Linked DNA regions of Homo sapiens: region 2 is linked to region 1. The links are chromatin loops, found by intact Hi-C in ENCODE. Cell type or tissue: heart right ventricle. All regions are shown on one strand. Links, peaks and the distances in the headings refer to the core of each region. The heading gives the core; the rest is flanking DNA.

The links. A loop is a pair of places that touch in the nucleus more often than their neighbours do. Peaks named below come from ENCODE experiments on the same cell type or tissue, not always from the same donor. Only the 100,000 strongest peaks of a DNase experiment are listed, where the experiment ranks them.
Region 2: a loop joins it to region 1, with 2.1 times the contacts of the local background. A loop is called at or near these places in 1 of 110 quality-filtered maps.

Annotation. Positions count from the first base shown.
Region 1 is chr18:56,111,943-56,117,325 of GRCh38, forward strand. All of the region lies in intron 3 of LINC03069 (long intergenic non-protein coding RNA 3069), which reads right to left. The region is part of intron 3 of LINC01539 (long intergenic non-protein coding RNA 1539); the gene reads right to left. Among named protein-coding and RNA genes, the nearest start is that of LINC01539, 23 kb to the right of the region's middle. In heart right ventricle, for the core only: no CTCF peak of the experiment used is centred there; no DNase peak of the experiment used is centred there; H3K27ac peaks cover 1,667 bases.
Region 2 is chr18:56,233,222-56,238,604 of GRCh38, forward strand. No RefSeq gene overlaps it. Among named protein-coding and RNA genes, the nearest start is that of LINC03069, 45 kb to the left of the region's middle. In heart right ventricle, for the core only: no CTCF peak of the experiment used is centred there; a DNase peak (open chromatin) is centred at 2,300; H3K27ac peaks cover 924 bases.

The DNA.
Region 1 (5,383 bases), core at 112-5,111:
GTTGAATGTTAATTAAATTGCATTTGAGTAATAAAATCCAATTGATTGCTAAGAGTATGCTAAGGCATAATAGAAAAATTGTCTTTTACATATCTTTAGCCATTCATAAATACACACTCACATATCTATTTGTGCAGAAACAATAAACTAATGAAAACAGTTAAAAATCTATTTGTATCGCACTTTACAGTTTAGAACTGATCTTTTTTACATACATTATATTAACAGCTCTGTGAGGTAGGTGGTGGTGTTATCTTCATTTTGCAGAGAAGAAAACTGAAGTTCAGAGACTGATATTCTCAAGATACACACTTAGCAAGTGGTCTCTGCAAAACTGAAACCCTCCCTCATTGAATCTAAACTTTTATGTTGTTCCACTCCACCATCTGTTTCCCCTTTCCCAGCCAATTAACTCCCCTCGAGAAAAATCCTAAAATCCAGGAACGACTTCCACTGCCACCTCATTTTAGTATAAAGACATTTACATAATCTGGATGAATCTCATCGAGTTAATGATGAGTGGAGAAAGACAGCCACAAAGAATACATACGGTACAGTTTCATTTCTGGGAAGTTGAAGTCAGTCAAAACTAACCCAAGGTGACAGAAGTCAGAACAGTGGTTACCTCTAGGGAGAGGGTATTGACTAAGAGCACGAGGGTGCCTTCTGGGGTGTGAGAATATTCTGTATCTTGATATGAGTGGTGATGACTCACATGTATGCATGTAAAAGCTTAGCAGAACACAAGATTTGTAAAGTTTGTTGTAACTCTATCATATATCAATAAAAAATTAATTTTAAAAAGAGCTTATTGCATCAAATATGTACTAAATGTCCCTGAAATGTGTCCCCTTATATTTTTTATTTTGGGAAAAAGAATCATACCCTATTCTAGATTCCCTAGGCTTTCTCATGCCTCTACTATCTGTTCTTATTGTGCCTAGCTATTTCTTCTATCATTAATCATAGTATTTTATAATTGTCTGAATACATGGCTGTCTGTTTCTCAATGGGCAGAGAGCACTTGTTCCTTGTGTCCATGTTCCCAGCATCTAGCACAGTATCTGGCATGAAATATTTACTCAATAAATCCTTCTCGAGCAGTGAAAAAATGGATGAATGGATGGGCCAAATGACTTTTCATTTTGTTGTTTTATAACTCAGACCTAGGATATGGGTTATATTAGGATGTACTGTAAGATCAGGAAATAGGACATCAGATGGGGCTTTCCAAAAAGTCTTGGGTCATTGCCTTTCAAAGCTGGCTATAGTTAAACCACCATCACCACACCACCAATCCAGAGATATAAGCTCTAATGAGACCATTTCCACTGTTGGGATCTGATTGCCTCCTTTCTAGACCTTTCTATTACATGGCTTCCCCTGCTTATGACAAAGAGGAGCCCTCAACTCTATTCTTTTCTGTATTTATTCCTGCCTAGCTCCCAGCCCTTTGTCCAATTCTCTTCTAAATTTCTTTGTAGGGGAAAGTTTGTTCACACCCCGCCCAAAACAAAGAGGAAACCAGACTCCTGCATCCAGCACTCCAGCTTCATTTTTATCAGTAGCTTTCATCAGCCTTTTTTATTTATCTGAGTTCCAAGTTTAGAATGAGTAAATGTCACCATTATCCTAATTTTGAATAGTAGCCTCTCCTGTTGAAGGTTTCCAATTTCTGCTCTGCTTTGTGTTTGCTTCCTAGGTTTGTGGTTTTCCTTCTATCGAGACTGGCCTTTAACATAACTGTGAAGAAAGCAGCTTGTCCTGGGTACCTCCTTTCTTTTCCTTTTCTCCAACTGTTTTATTCTGTGAGTTGCAGATTATGTCAAAAGCACGCCAAATGAGCCTGCCCAATTCCAGGAGAATACTTGGGTTAGGTGGTGCTCTAGTAAGAGAATAGTTGGACTGTGCATTTTATCTTCTTGGCTCAAGCCTACTCAGTTGACTTGTTTACCATTGTCATCTCTACAACCTGCTCTTCACTTGGAGTGAAAATTCTCTAGATTATGTTTCTTTTGAGGGTCTGGTATGAAGGCTCTGTTGCTGTTTTGGAGCAAATAAACAGCCATCAACAAGTACTAGCATTCACCTGTCTGGTAAATGCTTCTGAAGATGGTGATTCTCCAAGGCCATGCCTCCTAAAACACTGTGCTTTTGTTCTGCTCTGATAGTCTCCATGAAGTTGCTCGGGTTGTGTATATATTCAGCACTTTATGGGGTTTGTACTCTTTGTGCTCTGGGCAGAAATACCAGGCAGTCAAATGCAGAAATCATAAAAATGCCCTGGAGGGTCATAGAAGTGATGGGATTTGGGGACTGAGGATAAACCTATCTGCTCTTCTTTTTCCATTTATACTCTTTAATGACTTATCTGGGCACTACAATGGGGGTAAAGAAGGACAGAAAAAAGCAAGTAGGAGGTAAATTAGCACAGAAAAGAGAAGGAAGATATACTTCAAATATAAATGTCACAATTTTGTGTGGTGCTCGTTCCAGAGTCTGGTTAGCCCAGAGAGCATGTTGGGTTTGCTCCCTCCACTCCATTTAAGCAAAACCCTCAATATTTGTCCCACACATCTGAGCTAGGGCACCCTGTGAAGACTGAAGACTATAGTGTCAAATAATCAAGTGCAGGATTGAGAGTCAGAGGGGATTGTATTCAAGTTCTGACAACTTCTTCCTCTCTAAGCCCCAACTTCCTCATCGTAAAATTAGAATAATAATATAAAAGTCACCACAAACCTGTTTTTAAGTGTCAGTTGAGATGTTATTTAAGAAAAAGTACTATAAATGGAAAAACATCTTCAAATATTAATTGTGATTATCCTGCCTCTTGCTGGCTGCTTACAGTAATTCGGAAAATTACTAAGAATTTTCCTTTCACTGGTCAGGCATATGCGAGAATGATTCCAAGCCAGGAAATTATTCTGCCTAGTTAAATGTGGTTGAATGTGTAGGCTGGTGGGGTAGTCAGAGATGGGGGCTTGGGGGTTACAGACAGTGGTATTAAATGAGGTAGTCTAGTATTTTCTCTACTCTGGGGCTAAGGGGTTTCCTTGCCAGTCATTAGGCATAGATCCATTTTCTAGACACCGGGATATTTAGTCACTCTGTGATTCTTCAAAATTGATGGCGGCTAATTCTTAAAATAACACTTTAATGGGTTAACAGCCAATGAAGGAGAGCTATGTTGATTAAACCTCCCTTACAAACATGTTTGATGATTATGAGAGTAAGGCACTGGGTAGATTGCCTTTAGGGTATTGTTAAATCTAAAATGTGTGAAACGTTGTCTGAAAGAGGAACCCAGTGCATTCTCCCTGCTCTGTGCTCCTCCAGCCCTGACTTGAAATGAGACATGGCTTGATTGTTATGGTGGCTGCACAGTCTTTCAGCACATCTTCTACCCTAAAGATGGAGGCAGCAGGAACCCCAGAATGTCAAACCAGGAAACCAAATCCAGCTTGAAGCCATTCTGTTATCAAAGTGATGCTTCCTTGCTCACAAGAATGCCTCCAGGCCAGCAACGCAGATCTTAAGCAGAGGTGAAACCACATCCTCCCAACTTCTGCTTGTCCGGTGGGATCAGTGCACAGCTGAATAGGGTGAGTATGAGAGGATAAAGATGCACAAAGAAAAGAGAGTAGGGTCTGGTAGGTGCTCCAGGATAAGCACTAGAGGAGACTCTATGACTGGAGGGGGCCTGATGAGCCTGCCTCAACTTGCTTCTTCCCTTTGGAAAGTACAGCAAAGAGGAACAGGGAAGAGAAAGGTTAAAAAATCCATTTGTGGATGGATTTTTAAAAAATATTGGGGAGTGAGTCAAAGATGATCTTAGGAACAGAGATTACTTCCTTCTTTTAGCTACATTTTCTAAAAGTCAGGGGGCGGAAGAAAAGGGAAGGAACATTTATTATGTGCCAACTTGGTGCCAGACATTCTGCTTGCACTTTTAACTTTACCTCATTTAAACTTCCTAGGAATCATAGTAGGTTTTTTAATCCCCCTGTTTCCATATGAAGAAACCAAGGTCCGTGGAGTTTCAGTTACCTAAAGTCACATGTGCTGCAGCCAGGTCCTACCAGATGTGCCTGCCTGCAAGGCACTCTACCATATTGCCCCTCCGTGCTTATGACTTCCCTGGTATTTCCAAAGGTCTAGAAATAGGGCTAGGAACATATGCTTTGATATGTTGTTCCTTAGGATTTTCAGGGACTAAAAAAGGGCAAACCAAACATTCATAAATGCAAATTATTTATGTAGATAAACCAAATGCATTTTTGTGAAAATCAATTAAAATTCTACAAGGCAATGCTTTTCTGAACAGTAGTGTGTAACTAACAACTGCTAAAAAAAACTGATCGTATAAATTAAAACCTAGCCCTCAAATTGGGCTGACTTCTAACAGCTTCAAGGTGGCCCCAGGATTTACAAATCGAGTGACCAGGTTTCAGAGACCTCTTCAGGTTCAAATAAGATTTACACCCAGACTTAACACATAACTTATGCCTGGAGATAGAATCTCATTTGGGGTGGGGGATGGGAAATGTGTGTGCACAAAAATTATATTTCATTCTGGGTTTACCCTAGAGGCAATTTTTGGAGTTAAACTACCTTAATATATTTAGAAGAAATTTAACTCTACTCCTGTACAAGTCCCAGCTTTGCTGAATACCATCTTCAAGCGTAACCTCAGTTGTGGGAAACTAAATACGTAAGTGACCAATGGCTAGACCATATATAAAATTAGAACTTTGATCCACAATCTGGAGCAAGCTCTCCAGGAAACCAACCTTTTATCTACTATAAACAACCTAGAAAGCCAGCCTGCTAGAAGTCAGACTTGCAGGAAGCCAGTCTGCTGTCTCTAGTGACAATCTAGGAAGCTATACAATAACTTCTGTAGCAATCAGCTCCAAGTGGCCAGAATTTGTTTAATAACTGGCAGCTTTCCTATTTTTTGTCCCTGTTTCCAACTTAGGACCAATAAGAGGAAGCCAAATATGCACCTCTAATTAATCACATAGCACACCCCACTTCTAGTTAGGCTGCTTCCAACTTTTCCATTTCAACAGGCTCTAATCAGGGCATACCTGAAGCTTTCCCTGTTTTCCACTCTAAAGCTTTCCCATTCCTGCCTGCCTTCGAGTCTCTGCCAAAATTCAGGTGCTTGTGGATGACCCCCTTGCTGTAGCACGCTCTCAATAAAGAGCCTTTGCTTTTCTCTTCTTGTTGCTTTTCTCTTTTTGTTACAACTTGCACAGTTGCATCATCCCATCTTCACGTGGAGCAGCTCCTTTGATATAGGAAAGACTGAAGACATACATTGCACATTGCAGATGAGGAAACTGAGGTCCAAGGAGGTCAGTGATTCTCTTTGAGT
Region 2 (5,383 bases), core at 139-5,138, 120 kb after region 1:
AATGCAAAAATAACTTATTTTATTGTGTTTATAAATTATATAAGTATTTTAATTCTTACCCCAATTTAATCTACAAGTGCAACACATTTGCACTAAAACTCTAAGATTTTTTATGAAATTAAACAACAGAATTTTAAATTTATGAAAAGAAAATGTTTAAGAACTACCAAATAATTCTTAAAAAGAAGAAAAAAGTAGAAAGGAGTTGTTTAAGGAAAATTAGATTTTTTTTTAACATATTTAGGATCTTTCAGGGATCCTTCAAGGAGAGTAATTAAAATGTTCTTCCCAAAACAGTCTTTGATGCTACAAACAGAGCACATAGGCAGAATAAGTGAACTCTTTTTCTGACCCAGGAGAAGTTAAATTTCCATGTTTACTTATAGAACTCAGTCAGATTAGCCAGTAGCCAATAATTAAAATATCAACATCTACAATTGAACTACTACTATATTCAAACATTGTCTATCCTATAGAGGCTTATTGATAATGAAGAAATGAAGAAAGACCTTGGCAGCTATTTCTGTAACATTTTCTCCATGATTCAGCAGTGAGTCTCAGCCCTGGCTGCGTAGGAGAAGCACCCAGGGAGTTTCAGGAAAATATCATTGCCAGAGATTCTGATTCATTTGGTCTGGGATAGAGCCAGAGTACTGGTTTTTTTTTTTTTTCTTTTTTTTTTAATTCCAAGTTATTCTAATGGGTAGCCACGGCTGAGAAAACAGATTTATAGGACCATTCACTGAAGACTGAGATTTATCATTAAAACCTTAAATAATGTTAATTCTAATCCATATAATATACCTTGTGAAGAGGTCAGAGGGCAAGAGAAAGGCTCAATTAGAAGTCTTTAAGTGATTATTTCCAGTAATTGAGGTAAATATCTAAAGTCAACCATGAAAATCCAACTAAGCAGTCCTCGTTGTCTCTACCCTATATGAGAATACCAAATTGAACTGATTTTCCAAGGCCACCACATTGAGAGTTCATACAGAGAGAGCATTTCTTGATTGCATCAGCATACCTGACATCACCTTATATAAGGGAAGAGTTTTTATAAATACAGTTATTTATTGATGTGGAAATCTTGAACAATTAAAGGACCAATTTACTCCAGTGTGGTAAAGAAATCAATGCCAGAATTCATATTTTTATAAACATGAAAAGTATAACTTTTCTTTCTACTTTTTCTTTTCTTATAAGCACAATTTCTCTCTGCTTGGGTTTTAAATGGTAGAGGGCACTTAGCAATTAATTGCCAAACATACATATAAACCAGATGTTGTGAATGGTGAACAATAAGCAGTCCAGGGAAGGAAGTACACCTCACAGTGTGCTACCCATAGCAATGTTTTCCATGAGCCAGGACATTTATTGAGCACTTAATGGAGTAGAGACCTTGTGTGGGACATAAATTCTGTAAAAGCCATCCTCCTGACCCCAAGAAGAGTATAATATAGTTGGGAGACAAAATGTAAATCTAGAAGAAAAAAGTAATTAAAACCATGGGGTGGAGTATTCAATTAGTGCTAATGAGGAGCCCATTCTACTCAAGCCCATTCTGACAAGGGCTTTGCTCTACAGAGCTTGCATCCCAGGGGGCTTGTGTAACCACCCCCCCGGCCCCCTGCCCGCCCTCACAGAAATGATTTTAAAATGCCAGACTCTAGTTTAGCGTCTGAACCATCCCGAGGACAGGAGTTTCAGATTCAACTACTATTTACTTTGCAATTATGATGGCCAAAGTGACCTGGGAGAATTTTCGTAGGTTATCTCTTCCAATCCTCATAGCCACTCTGAATTAGATGGAATCCCCATCTTAAAGATAAGGAAGCAGAGGCTCAAAGAGGTGAAGTGACTACTTCCTCAAGGTGGTACAGATAGTAGATGGGAAAGTGGGGCATTTTTAATGCCAGGTTTTTACTACTTATCATTATACGTATAATACATGATCACTTGACTTACAAAATAGGGTAAAGGGGAAGAAATCAAAAGATGTGGCTGGAGGAGGAAGTGGAACTTGGTGGGGTTGTAAAAGATGCGTAGAATTTACATGAGGCCGAGATGTGAGGAGGGTGTACATTCAAAATGGGGCACAGTAAGAGGAAAACTAGATGGGAACGCACCAACTGTGTTCGAGGATGCAGCACAGGCCTGTGTGGATGCAGAGCAGGTCTTGCTCCGCAACACACAGGAGCAAACAAATGACCCCTGGAGCCAGGAGCAGATGAATTCTTATTTGTAGAAACATTGCATTTAGTGGCCGCAGCACAATCCCGAGGAAATGAATGGGAGTTTTCTCCCTGCTGTCAGGGGCATTCTCCTGGATGATTAATTGACAGTTCTCCAGCCAAGCCCCTGTTCCTTCTGGAGGCCATGCCCCTTGGTGTGCACCTGCCACCGCAGAACCAAAGCAAGAAAATGTATTGTCTTCCTCTTTTTCTTCTGAGAGCTGCAGCTGCTGGCCTGCTTTAAGGAAACCTTCTTTACCTAGAGTATAAACTTGAACTTCTCCGATTTGCAGGGTGAAAACTTTACACTTTCAACAGATTCAGGGAAGTGGTTCTTTTAGAGGGGTTGATTTGAAAAAGCCCCATTCCTCACATGGTACTTAAGGGCTGTTCCCTTCTTCTTGCCTTCCTGAGACCCTTTTTTCATTTAGCGGCTTTCTGACCACATTCCTCAATGCCACACGATGCTTTGTGACAGCTGCTGCAGTTGCCTGGAATCTTGAGGCGGCTGATGGGGCCTCTCACATTCAGGAGCAGAGAGCCGTTGCTCTAAAGGAAAAGCAAACCGAACTTCTGGTGCATAAACGCATGATTTGTTCATTCATTCCAAACAGTTCCAGAAAGACAAGGCCAATATGGTAATTCTGCCTTTTTAGAAAGATTTTTATGGCTTTCAAAGAATTAAAGTTTACTTTCTAGCCAAAGAAACACTTAAAGTTAAGTTTCCTGGGGCTTGTTAGCAACATTTGTGCTATCCTCAAATTTGGACTGAAGGATTGGGCATGAAGAAGTCTAGAAGTCAGAGATAGTCAGGAATTAGAAATAAGAGTGAACATTGCATGAGCACTTCCTATGTGCCAGGCAATGTCTTAAGTGTTGGGCACAAATCGTTGCTGTTCATTGCATTTTATCTTAACAGCAACACTTTTCAGTCATTCATCAAATTATCTATTAAGTACCAAATTATCTATTAAGTGTTATGTCCAAGGCATACTGTTCAAGTGGCTGAAGACTGAAAATAAATATAATAAATAAGTATGACATATTATGTAGTAAGGTAGAAGGTGACAAGAGCTAGAAAATAATTGATTAAAGAGGTTCAGGAATCCTGGAGTGTGGCAAGAATAGGTCTGAAGATCTCATTGAAAGAGTGACACTTTAACAAACACAAGGAGAGCAAGAGGGACCTGCCATATCTTGGGGGAAATGATCCAGGCAGAAGTAACCAACACTAAAAGGTTCACATAAACAGAGAAAATAAAAATAAGGTATTGGAAGAATATTAGAGAGTTGACTGAGCCTAAGAAAAAGTGGAAATTAGATATTATTATTGTGATAAACAAGATAATATCCCCCTCTTTAGAGATAAGCATGTCTTTTTTTTTTTTTTTTTTTTTTTTTTTTTTTTTTTTTTTAAAGACAGAGTCTCTCTCTGTCACCCAGGCTGGAGTGCCATGGTGTGATCTCGGCTCACTGTAACCTCCATCTCCCGGGTTCAAATGATTCTCCTGCCTCAGCCTCCTGAGTAGCTGGGATTACCGGTGTCCGCCACCACACCTGGCTAATTTTTGTATTTTTAGTAGAGACAGGTTCTCACCATATTGGCTAAGCTGGTCTTGAACTCCTGACCTCAATTATCCACCCACCTCCCCCTCCCAAAGTGCTGGGATTACAGGCATGAGTCACTCCGCCAGGCAGACCGTGTCTTAATCCCAGGATGCTATAACTAGGTTAGGTTATATGCCAAGTGGGAATTAAGGTGGCAGATGGATTAAGGTTGCTAATCGTCTGACCTTAAAATAGAGAGAGCAACCTGGATTATGCAGGTGGACTCAGTGTAATCATTGAGATCCTTAAAGGTGTAAGAGGGAGACAGGAGAGAGAATCACAGAAACAGCAGTATGGGGAGGACTCAGTCCTGCATTCCTGGGTTTGAAGAAGGAGGAAGGGGCCATGAGCCAAAAAGTGTGGAAGCCTCCAGCAAATGAGAAGGACAAGGAAATGATTCCTCCCCAAGGGCCCCCAGAAAGGAACAGAGCCCTGCCCATGCATTGATTTTAGCCCAGGAAGACTTCAGAACTTAAGATATTCAATTTGTATTGTGTTGTTTCCTTCTTTTTTTTTTTTTTCTTTTTTTTGAGACAGAGTCTCACTCTGTCACCCAGGCTGGAGTGCAGTGGCCCTATCTTGGCTCACTGCAACCTCCACCTCCCAGGTTCAAGTGATTCTGCTTCTCCCACCTCCCAAGTAGCTGGGTCATAGGCATGGGCCACCACGCCTGGTTAATTTTTGTTTTTTCAGTAAAGACGGGGTTGGCCAGGCTGGTCTCAAACTCTTGGCCTCAAGTGATCCACCTGCCTTGGCCTCCCAAAGTGCTGGGAATCAGGCATAAGCCACAACACCCAGCCCAATTTGTATTGTTTCAAGACACTAAGTTTGTGGCAGTTTGTACTACAGCTTGAGGAAACTAAGACAAGCATTTTTGCAAAAATCCCCCCAAAGATTCATCGACCTCAGGCCTCTGGACAGACAGGCCCCAGGGAAGAAGGTGGTCTCTTCAGATCCCACAGTATGAGCCAGCTTCAACCATCTCCCTGACTTGGGTCACAGCTCTCTAGCTTCCGATTGTGCCTGGCCTGCTTAAAAAGCATCAGGGTGAGTGTGGATGGAGCCAAGTGAGCATGAGCAGACTGGAGGATGATGGGGTCGGAGGTCAGACGGAGGAACCACAGCTTGCCAGGCCTCAGAGTTAGTCGGGACACACACAGGTAGGGCATCCCTAATCCAAAAATCTGAAATCCACAATGTTCAAAAACCTGAAACTTTTTGAGCACTGATGTGATGTCACATGTGGAAAATTCCACACCTGACTTCACATGACAGGTTGCAGTCAAAACTATTTTTCATGCACAAAATTATTGAAAATATTGTATAAAATTACCTTTAGGCTTTGTGTATAAAATATATATGAAACATACATAAATTTTCCATTTAGATTTGGGTCTCATCCCCAAGACATTTCATGATGTTTATAGAAATATTCCAACATATGAAAAAATACAAAATCCGAACCGTCTGATCTCAAGCATTTTGATCAGAGATACTCAACCTACGCTCAATTGGTAGCTATAAAAATCCCAAATTGACAGAGG